Regions from separate parts of the Homo sapiens genome. Here region 2 is linked to region 1. Evidence: read pairs that join two places in POLR2A ChIA-PET (ENCODE). Cell type or tissue: HepG2. All regions are shown on one strand. Each heading gives the region's core, and the rest is flanking DNA. Links, peaks and the distances in the headings are about the cores only.

Evidence for each region. Peaks named below come from ENCODE experiments on the same cell type or tissue, not always from the same donor. Only the 100,000 strongest peaks of a DNase experiment are listed, where the experiment ranks them.
Region 2: POLR2A ChIA-PET joins it to region 1 with 8 read pairs; 2 of 35 experiments call an interaction of 5 or more read pairs at or near these places.

What each region holds. Positions count from the first base shown.
Region 1 is chr6:52,541,269-52,546,500 of GRCh38, forward strand. All of the region lies in intron 1 of TRAM2 (translocation associated membrane protein 2), which reads right to left. Among named protein-coding and RNA genes, the nearest start is that of TRAM2, 33 kb to the right of the region's middle. RefSeq lists enhancers at 4,801-4,980, 5,031-5,080. In HepG2, for the core only: no CTCF peak of the experiment used is centred there; DNase peaks (open chromatin) are centred at 2,613, 2,923, 3,253, 3,623 and 2 weaker places; H3K4me3 peaks cover 2,352 bases.
Region 2 is chr6:52,323,455-52,328,943 of GRCh38, forward strand. No RefSeq gene overlaps it. Among named protein-coding and RNA genes, the nearest start is that of PAQR8, 36 kb to the right of the region's middle. RefSeq lists enhancers at 2,287-2,892, 2,893-3,499. In HepG2, for the core only: no CTCF peak of the experiment used is centred there; DNase peaks (open chromatin) are centred at 2,597, 3,217, 4,407 and 4,977; H3K4me3 peaks cover 1,827 bases.

The DNA.
Region 1 (5,232 bases), core at 233-5,232:
GTGCCATGCATGAGTCCAAGGGCTTCACATAAATCTATCTCATGTCATCCCCACAATGACCCTACAAGATAGGTACTAATCATGTCCCCATTTCACAGATAAGCACGGGAAGGATAAAGCCAAAGGAGCAGCTCAGAACGAATGTCCTTAAAGGTCCTTCTCACCCTCAGCTCGAAAAGGTAAACTTTACCTGATTCTACTTACTTTCCAATGCCCAAAACGCAACCTTACACTGACAAACTTTCTAAGAGGTCTTTCCAGAAGTTTAAAATATATTGTTGCTTCTTCACTTTGTGAAGATAAGGTCTGGGTATCACCTATGTCTGACAGAGCAAGAAAATAAGGCCTCTCGGGTTAATCCACCACCTGCCAGCCACAGGCACTGGGTACACCTAGGCTTCCAGATGCCCAGATAGGTTCTCCTTTCACTGCAAGTTGTTAGCTGGTCACCAAAGATAAAAGAGAAGAACTGTGATGAAAGCAGTTTCATGGCTTCTCTTTTAAAGTATTAAATCCTTTGGTTCAGTTTATTCTGTTTTTTTTTTTTTTGGCAGACACATCCATGCATTGGCACTTGGAAGGGGCTGTGTGGGCAGACCAGCCCCCGGGGGCAGACAGGGTACAGAAGGCCTTATTTTACAGGAGCAGCTCTGCTCTTAATGACTTCTGTCCCACGGACACCACACCTCCCACCTAAAGGACAAAACACAGAGACACATATGTCCCACGACTGACAGTGAGGACCCTCATTTTTTCTTCCTGAGAAACACAGGGTAAAGCCAAGTGACAGGTCCTGCTGAGGCTGGGAAATTAGGTACCTAAAACTTCCCTTCTTCTCCCAGCTCGGCCTGTTTTTGGAAGCCAAAGGGTCTTCACTAAGGCTTTCCCCAGATTGATTTTGCATCTTTCTGCGGAGGAAGTGAATAGGAAAATTTCAGGCAGACAAGAAAACCTTGGAAAGTTACGCCCAATTGGTGGGGAAGAGATTTTTGGGTTTTTTTTTTTTTTAAAAAAAATAGTCTTTTAGCCTTTTTTCCTGGAGTGTTTATGTCCCAAGCCCACTGATCACCTGCATGCGCCAGGTATGTGGTCGGGGTGTGATGGACGTGGGTTTGCAGCCCCTCCACTGCTCGATAAAAGGCAGATACAGCTGAAACAAAGATGCTTTTCACTTGTGCTTTCTGAAAATCTCCGTTTTGAAGGGCCAGAGGCTGTCTGTGAGGGCTGAGCGCCTGAATCACAGGGGGCAGAGTTATGACAGTACCTTTCTGTGTGGCTTTTAGCAACGCCTAGAGATTCTGGTTTTTCACCTGAAAAACTGCCTTGATACAAAAATCAGGCAAAGCTAAACAAACACGCACACAACAGATTCTCTACAAGCCTGTGATCACGATGTTGAATAGACTCACTATTAACAGTTTTGATAGCAGTTTTAGATTAAAAGTGACATTGTGTATTTATGAAAAAAACTCGAAATTTGAATAGCCACAATAAAATTATATTACTTGGTTTGTTACAGTCATTGATTTAAAAGTCTAAACTTTATATTGGGATACAGAGGAATGTAGAAAGAGTCACAATAAAGGGTTTAAAAAATCTTTGAAGTTGGGCTTTTTAAAAAAGAGAATAAAGCTTGAACTTGCCATAATATACATCCCCAATTTGGGAAATTAATCGGGTACTGAAAAACAGAGGGTGGCCTAGGGAAAGCCCTTCCCCACTGCCTTTATATCCACAAGTTAATTATAACTTTAAGAAGACTGTGTATTTATGCAATTTATGCTGGTATAGCTTGAACTTGGCCTTCTACGTGCTTTATAGATAGCCTTATATAAAACATACGAATTTGCTGAAGTAAATGTATTACTTCTTTGAGAGCCTTAATATATATATTCTCATCCTCCCCTAAAAAAAAGCACTGACTAGGTATTTCTAATACTTACCACTTGATTATATACTTCACTCTCACTCACACCCACCTGCCCCCACCAAGTAGCTTTTCCCCTTATCTGGATAGCATAGCATACTCATAAACCATTCCTTATGGAAGCTAAAAACTACATAAAAAATTTTAAATGCTCAGGCAAAATAATTTTCCAGAATAGTGACATTCTTAATATTTATTTCTCCTGCATCATGGGGCAGAGTTCATATTACTGGTTGTGTTTGGATATGAGTAAAACACACATTGGTCAGAACAAAATGTTTTTACTTTTGGCCAAAAGCCACCTGTTCTGATGCAGTATCATTGATACATTAAAAATAATAACATAAAAAAGAAAGGATTATGGAGTGAAAAATTTTAGGTTGTGAGTTATTTTTGGAGAGTTCAGATTAGGTAATATTTTAGACTTGACTACAGAAAAGAAACCCCTCACCGGTGTAGCACAGTGTCATTTCAGCTGTAGTTTTTAAAGATGTTTTCGCTCCGTAAGACAGAAAGCAAAAAGAGAGGAGGGTCATTCTAATCAGTATAGATGTGTCTGCGACATCCTGTCTGTCACTAATCTTCAGCAAGCAACAAGAGTGGGTGCCAGGGAGAATCATCCCCAAGGAACTTCTGGCATTTCCTGGTATTCAGGGAAATAAAAGGATTATTCAAGGTCTCCACATACTCAGGGTAGCTGGACCAGGCAGGACCCAGGTATATTTGCCTTCATTTGCTTGTTTGCTCTTAGAGAAAGCCAGAGTTGGCAGACAGTGACCTGCTGCAACCATTTCAAATTATTCTCCACCACCTTGAAAGTTTCAAACATCAGCATGTTGACCCCCACATTTTGACTGAAGAGCTAGGCACGTGGATTAGAGCCTGCTAAGAAAATGAACCATGAGTTCACACAGCGATGGAGCAGGGTGAAGCCATCTCCGGGGGCCATAAACCAGGCCCGTCAGCAGGGCTGCAGGCCAATTCTCACAGGAAGCCTTCAAATTCCTCTGGGTATTTGTGTAGGGGCACATAAAGACAGGCCTTGACCCTGGATGTCAACCTCCGCCTATCATTAAACTAAGCAAACTGAGGCCGGAAAGTGAAAATATGAGTTTTTTAAATGTTAGATGTGTGATCTCTGTGTCCTAGTTTCCATACTACCCCTACTCCATGGAGGAGTGTGTCAGTAAAAGAGCTTAAATGAGGGGTCCCAAGGAGTTGGCCATGGTACCATTCCAGTAGCTTTAGAAGTCAAGGTCAGGCTGGGGACCTCTGCTATGTGTGTCTCACTTCTGAATCACCTTGGTTTCCTGTCACTCTCTGTTACAGCAGTGCATCCTCCTCCTGTGGGAAATGCATCCTAACACACTCGGCACTGGCGTTTGAGTCCATCTTGCTCGAGTCTACAAAGACCGGCCAATGACCACCTACGTGAGGGAACCCGATAAGCAGAACTTCATGATGATGATTTGATTCCAGCGTCTTAAACCAAGGCCAAGAACATTAATGAAAAACATCCAGCACTCAAATGTCTCTGTTTGTCAGCAAATAATATTCACAAGGGGATATTCAGAATCATCTTCAAAGTGGAGAAGGAAAATAACAACATAAAAGGCAAGAGTTCCCAGGAAAATGTGCTACAGATGAACAGGAGATACAAATATAACACCAAAGGCAGGGCCTCAGGTAAACACTCCCCACACTTTGCCACAAACCAGTCTCCGCATACCCCTAAGCCAAATAAACAAAGCCTGGGCAAATGTCAATATTTAAATACCATATCCCAAGGTTTCTCTCTCACATACACAGTTATATACGTATAAAATCTCATTAGACTAACTTGAAAGTGGGTTTTAACTAAAATATAAAAAGACTTGGGGATTTTTTCTCAGTCCTGCTAGGCTAGTCTCCATTCCAAGCTCTAGCATCCCAGGAATCTGATGGTGACTTCATGCAGGGCAAAGGTGGCCCAGGAAGAAAACCAAAAATTAGACGGAGAGGCTGGACCCCCATCTGAACTCACAGCTGGGTCTCAGAGGTTGACAGGAGGCATCAGACACCCTCGGCCATGGCTCAATGTGCAAAACCCCACTTGGGGCTGAATGCAGGCCTTGGAGCAAGGTCCAGGAGGCCAGGTGTCCCCCACCCGAGGCCCATTAAGTAAGTCTCTTTCAGGGGGCTACAAGAAGGGACAGGAACTGCCTGGGACACGAATGACCTTAAGCTTTTGCCAAGAAGCACAGATAATCTCTCTGTAAGAAAATCACAGGGTAAGAGCATAAGAAGGGGCGGACACACACAAAGAGAAGGAAAGAGGAAAGCAGCTCTCCTGCCAAGGCCTTGCAGGAGTAGGGGAGGAATTGGGAGCATGGTTCTCTTCCTTCATTCTCCTAGTCACTGCTATGAACCCCACCCCCACCTATTGCACACATACCCAAGGCCACACAAGGAACCAAGGCCATGGCCTTGCCAAGGGCAGCTGGAAGAACCAACCCCAAGTGCTGTTTCTGCCATCTCCCTCTGACCAAGCTCCGGAAAAGACAACAGATCCATCTTAAAATTCCACAGGCCCTGTTCCATAGTCCTCCATGGCTCCCTATTGCTCAGGAGAGAATCAGGACCTATGCTGACATTCCAACTCCAAGGTGGCCCTACCTTGCTTTTCATGTTTTGCCCCCACTCCCACACTCAGGAATTTTGCTCCAACCCCACACCCAGCACCACCATCCCAGGTAGGAATGGTACCACCGCTCAAATGTGCAGCCCAGACAGATAAATCAGTATGCAAAAAAGTCATTTACAACACAACAGAATCATCATTCTCACAGGGCAAGTACAGGCGGTTCAGGATGGAGAGGCTCCTGACTGTGAGAACTGAGGCTGCCCCACCCCAGGGAAAACTTCACCAGCAACGTTCTACCTGATCTGCACTCTGAAGGGCTGAAGAGGCAAACAGGAGGCAGGAAGGGTGCTACAGGCTGAGGGAACTGCATGCACTAAAGCAGAGAGAAGGGAGAAATGTGACTCCCTGGGAAAATGAGGGGCCTGTGTATGGATGGTAGTGAGGCTGGAAGGTTGGCAGAAGGCAGGTCCTATGAAGGACCCTTTACAGCAGCAGATATAAAAATAGAACTTCATCCTACACATGAGAGGTAGCCACTGATGGTTTTCAAGCAGGGGACAACCCAAGGTGATTTCCATTGCACAAATCTCATTCTTCTCACAGTGTAGAGAAAGGGCTGGAGACGGGAGGTGAGCTAGGCAGCACAGAGACTTAGGTTACTGCAAGAAGAGATCATCCAGGC
Region 2 (5,489 bases), core at 181-5,180, 220 kb before region 1:
TTTGGGAGGCTGAGGCAGGTGGATCACTTGAGGTCAGGAGTTTGAGACCAGCCTGGCCAACATGGCAAAACCCCGTCTCTACTGAAAATACAAAAAATAGCTGGGCGTGATGGCGGGCACATACAATCCCAGCTACTTGGGAGGCTGAGACAAGAGAATCACTTGAACTCCGTGGGCGGAGGGTGCAGTGAGCAGAGATCATGCCACTTCACTCCAGCCTGGGTGAAAACGTGAAACTCCATCTCAAAAAAAAAAAAAAAAAAAGGATATACATTATAAAGTATCACCTTCAAGCTGGCCTCTCATTTGCACCTCTACAAGCCATTCTGCTGCTCTATGTGGTGCAGTGTTGTTAGCGATGGAAAAGATCTGAGTTACCACGAATTACTGGCAGTGAATCCATAGGGTCCACAGCAACTTAAGTCTGTGCCTCTTCAGAAGAAAGAATTTGACTGAGGGGCATAAAGCAGAAAAAAATACCCAGGCAAGTTTCAGAGCAGGAGTGGAAGTTTATTTAAAAGTCTTTGGAACAGGAGAGAATGGAAAATTCTCTTGAAAGAGACTCAGCCGGACACCTGAATGTCCAAGAAAGAAAAGGGTGCAAAAGAAGACAGAAAAAAGGGGGTCTTTAACCTTGATCCCAGGACTTACAGGCTCACCTCTTTCCCATAACTCTTCCCTTAGGGTGGGCTTTCCTCATATGTGGTACTTTCCTTACCCTTTGGAATTGAGCAGGCACTGTGTGTATAGGGAGTTATATGCATGCCCATCTGAGGCTTTCTTCCCTTTTCCAGTGGAGTGTACCTGGAAGATCATACGTCCACATTTTTGTCTCTTAACACGCATGCCCAGGAAGTTGCTTATCCCTAGGGCCTGCATTCAATTAACATTTTGATGTTAAGAGGTGTGGACCGTCAGGAATTGGCCTCTCCCTGGTGCTTCCAAATTATCATTTTTAGAGAGGCAATGCGATAATTGCTGAGCCATCACTCAACATTTCTAGTGGGTGCGGGGAGAGCACTCTCCTGCCCCGCTCATGCCTATCTACCTGTAACAGTATGGATAGAGCCATTGAGTCCTATGACCATGTACTCACTGTCACATCTTATGGGTTGTAAAGTGTGTCCTTTATTCCAGTTTGATCTTTTGTAGGATCTCCTCCCAGTGGATCAAACACTCTGTAAACCTCGGACAGTGGTGCTGTCTGGGGCCTTGTAAACAGGAAAGACGGAGGCAAAGCTAAAATATTTGTTGATTCCAGTCAAGATGAATTGTCCCTCTTATCAGAGCTTTCTTTATTGCTTTGGTAAATGAAATGTCCTCTGGACCCTACCATGGAAAATTGTCCTCTGGTGGGTTTTCCATCCTTACATAACAAATCCACTCAAACATACCCCTTTCTATGAGATATTTGATTCCTTTTTCCACTGTTTGCAACAGAAGTTCTGATATTTACTTCTCATTTAATGTGGGCATCACTTTCTCCAAATGTGTAAAGAGCCATCCCAGCAGTGTACTGGGGTCCATGCCAGGATATTAAATCCTATATCCCAGAAAAATGGTCCCATATCAATCAACTCTCCCTCAGCCTCTTCCTCTTGATCCTATAACCTCAGAATCTAAACCCATACATCATCTTATTACCAGTGGAGGGTCTTGACTACTAGTTGTCCAGGTCCTTGGTGTGTTTTTTGTTTGTTTTTTTTGAGACATTCTTGCTCTATCGCCCAGGCTGGAGTGCAATGGCACAATCTTGGCTCACTGCAACCTCCACCTTCCGAGTTCAAGCGATTCTCCTGCCTCAGCCTTCTGAGTAGCTGGGATTACAGGTGCCCGCCACCACCCCCAGCTAATGTTTGTAATTTTAGTAGAGACGGGGTTTCACCATTTTGGTCAAGCTGGTCTCGAACTCCTGACCTCAGGTGATCCTCCCGTCTTGACCCCCCCAAAGTGCTGGGATTACAGGTGTGAGCCACTGTGCCTGGCCCCTGACAGCTGGAATTTATTAAAGCAAGAAAACACTCCGCAGGGTGGGAGTGGTCTCAAGCAAGCAGCTCAAGGGCCCAGTTACAAAGTTTTCTGGGCTTTAAGTACCCCGTTTGAAGTTCTTATCGGATACCCCTTACCTGGATGAAGGATTGGGTCTGTGGCTAATTAAAGGCTGAGGTGGGCCGGGCGCAGTGGCTCACGCCTGTAATCCCAGCACTTTGGGAGGCTGAGGCGGACGGAACACGAGGTGAGGAGTTCGAGACCAGCCTGGCTGACATGGTAAAACCCTGTCTCTACTAAAAATACAAAAATTAGCCGGGCATGGTGGTGTGCTCCTGTAGTCTCAGCTATTCAGGAGGCTGAGGCAGAAGAATCGCTTGAACCCGGGAGGCGGAGGTTGCAGTGAGCCGAGATCGCACCCCTGTACTCCAGCCTGGGAGACAGAGTGAGACTCCGCCTCAAAAAACAAAACAAAACAAAAAGAAAGAAAGGCTGAGGTGAATTGGGGCCCTATGAAGATAAAAGGGACGGCCCGTGCTCGGCCTGCAGCTAATCCAAGGCACTGTCCCTTTCCATCTGGTATGTGGTGGAAGGGGGAGGGTTGCAGGGAGAGTAGCCTTTGATCCTTTGTTACTCGGAGTAGGGAGATGTAGTTTTTCCCGTTTGGTTTAGCCTTAGGAAGTTTGTGTTAATTGGCTTCAGGTTGCCTGCCTTCAGTCCCACTTGTTTTCCTTTTGATCCAGCTTTGGGAAGTCAGCATGAATTGGCCTTAGATTTCCTGCTCCCAGAACTTGGTGTTTTCTCTTTTAGGAAGTCAGCACAAATTGGCCTTAAGTTCGCTGTCTCTAGGCCCTATTCTCCTGCCTCAATCTCTTTCAGCTCTGCTGGTGCAGACTGACCAGGTCCTGCAGCTCCTGTAGTCCTTTTCCTCCTTTAGCTGCTGAGAATTTAATCTTTTTTCTTTGGAACCTTGTACTTTTGTGCTTCAGTGCCTAGCCTGATCTTCAACCTTGTCTGTTCTCCAGCTATAGATGAGAGTCTCCTTGTACTGACAAGAAAGCCCTCTGACTTTTATGTTTAGCTGATTTAATTGCTGGGTTAATCACCCTCAGCCTTTCCTTGTCTTTCTCCAGAACATCTTTTGCCCTCAGCAACAGTCATCTGATCCTACTGTCCTTATAATTGCTAATTTCCTCATGCTTCTCAAATACTGGTTCCATTGCCCCAGCCAGTGCATTCCCTTCCAAAGGTATGCCCTTCCAGAAAGTGTTAGCAATCATTCTGCTACTGTGTGCAAGGCTTTATCCATGCTCTACCAACCACCCGTGATGGGTCTGTCAACCAGAAAGTATCTGAGGCAGGGCTCCATCAATTTAGAAGTTTATTTTGCCAAGGTTAAGGACATGCCCAGAAGAAAGAAACACAGAATCACAGAAGTAATCTGTGGTCTGTGACTTTCTCTAAAGATGAATTTGAGGTCTTCAATATCCAAAGAGGGAAAGTGGGCTGGAGGGGAAAGAAGGAGGGTATGGTAGTCTACATGTTGCAAGGGAAAAGGAGTAGGTAGGGGGATAGTCAATGATGTATTCATATTGTGCTCAGTAAATCGGCACTTTATATAAGGTGAACATAGAATGGAGGTATTTAGCCTTTTATTTAAATATCTCCTGTGGAGATATTTAGCCTTGTATTTGTAGTTATTTGCTTAGGAACAAAAGGAAAGGCAGTTTCTTCCATAACTCAGCTTTCAGCTTAATGTTTTTTTCTTTTGGCATAGTGAATTGGGTCCCCAGATTTTCTTTTCCTTCTTTCCAGCCAGTTGGTGGGTGACCAGCTTCAGCGCCTGCTTTCTTGCACCACATGGGTCTCTGGAACTGGGATGACCCTGAAGAGTTGTCCCCATGTTGGGGACATTGACCAGTCATTGAATGGAGCCTGCCCTGGGAGGGGGAACGAACCTTGGATAAAGTTGCTATCTTCATAGGAGGATAACTACAAGAAAAAGGGCTTAGTGGCCGGGTGCAGTGGCTCACGCCTGTAATCCCAGCATTTTGGGAGGCTGAAGCAGGCGGATCATGAGGTCAGGAGCTCGAGACCAGCCTGGCCAACATAGTGAAGCCCCATTTCTACTAAAAAAAAAAAAAAAATACAAAAATTAGCCGGGCTGTAGCAGGACAAGCCACAGACAAAAGCCTTCAGACACCAAGTTAAAGAAGGAAGGGCTTTATTTGGCTGGGAGCTTCAGCAAGACTCACGTCTCCAACAACCAAGCTCCCCAAGTGAGCAATTCCTGTCCCTTTTAAGGGCTCACAACTCTAAGGGGATCCACGTGAGAGGGTCGTGATCGATTGAGCAAGCAGGGGGTACGTGAATGGGGGCTGCATGTTCTGGTAATTAGAACGGAACAGAACAGGACAAGGACTTTCAGTGCTTTTCTATACAATGTCTGTAATCTATAGATAACATAACCGATTAGGTCAGGGGTTGATCTTTAACTACAGGCCCAGGGTGTGGCGCCGGGCTGTCTGCCTGTGGATTTCATTTCTGCCTTTTAGTTTTTACTTCTTTCTTGGAGGCAGAAATTGGGCTTAAGACAATATGAGGGGTGGTCTCCTCCCTTAGGCATGGTGGCACACGCCTATAATCTCAGCTACTTAGGAGGCTGAGGCAGGAGAATCACTTGAACCCAGGAGGCAGAGGATGCAGTGAGCTGAGATCACATCACTGCACTCCAGCCTGGGCAAAAGAGCAAGACTCTGTCAAAAAAAAACAAAAACAAAAAACCCACCAATTGTTCAGGAAAAAATGGTAACACCTTTTGTGTTCCTTTGTTCGGAGACTTAGTAGCTTGTTCTGGGGAAGTTTCCCCACTTGATGACCCAGACCTCCCACCAAACAAATAAAAATCTGGGAGTGGCTTGGTTAATGAAACTACTGATAAGGGGTCAATTGGCCTCTTACCTTCCTTGTAAGCTACCCAACCCAGACCAAAAATAGGCTAGTGTGGGTGTGGACTCCAGGCTGTCCCACAGCAGAACAGGCAGGGAAGCTTGTGTAACCCCAACAAATAAATCAAGTACTGTGTGCTTCTGCTTTGAGGCCTGTTGCCATGTGGAACCCACGCTAATCAGACACACGAATCTACCTCCCAAGACCTTGAAAGATAATTTATGTCTTTAGGAAGCCTGGTGAAAAGGAAGTTTTATCACATTTAATAAAAAAAATTATACTTTAAAAAATCCTACTTGGACAGCTCATTTCTGAGTTCCCTCCATCCAAGCTGCTGCTCTCTACATCTGTCTTATCTACTGCTGGCAAACCCTAAAAGCCCCTTTCATCTACCTTCTGAATGTATTCTTTTCCTTTACAAGTATATACGCAGAAAATTTTTGTAAGTTAAATTTGTCTTTCTCTGCACTTTTCAATTCTCCCTCCCTCATAGTAAACATCACACAAAGGGCAAACACAGACTCCTTAATAGAGTGGAGTGTGGGGGGAGG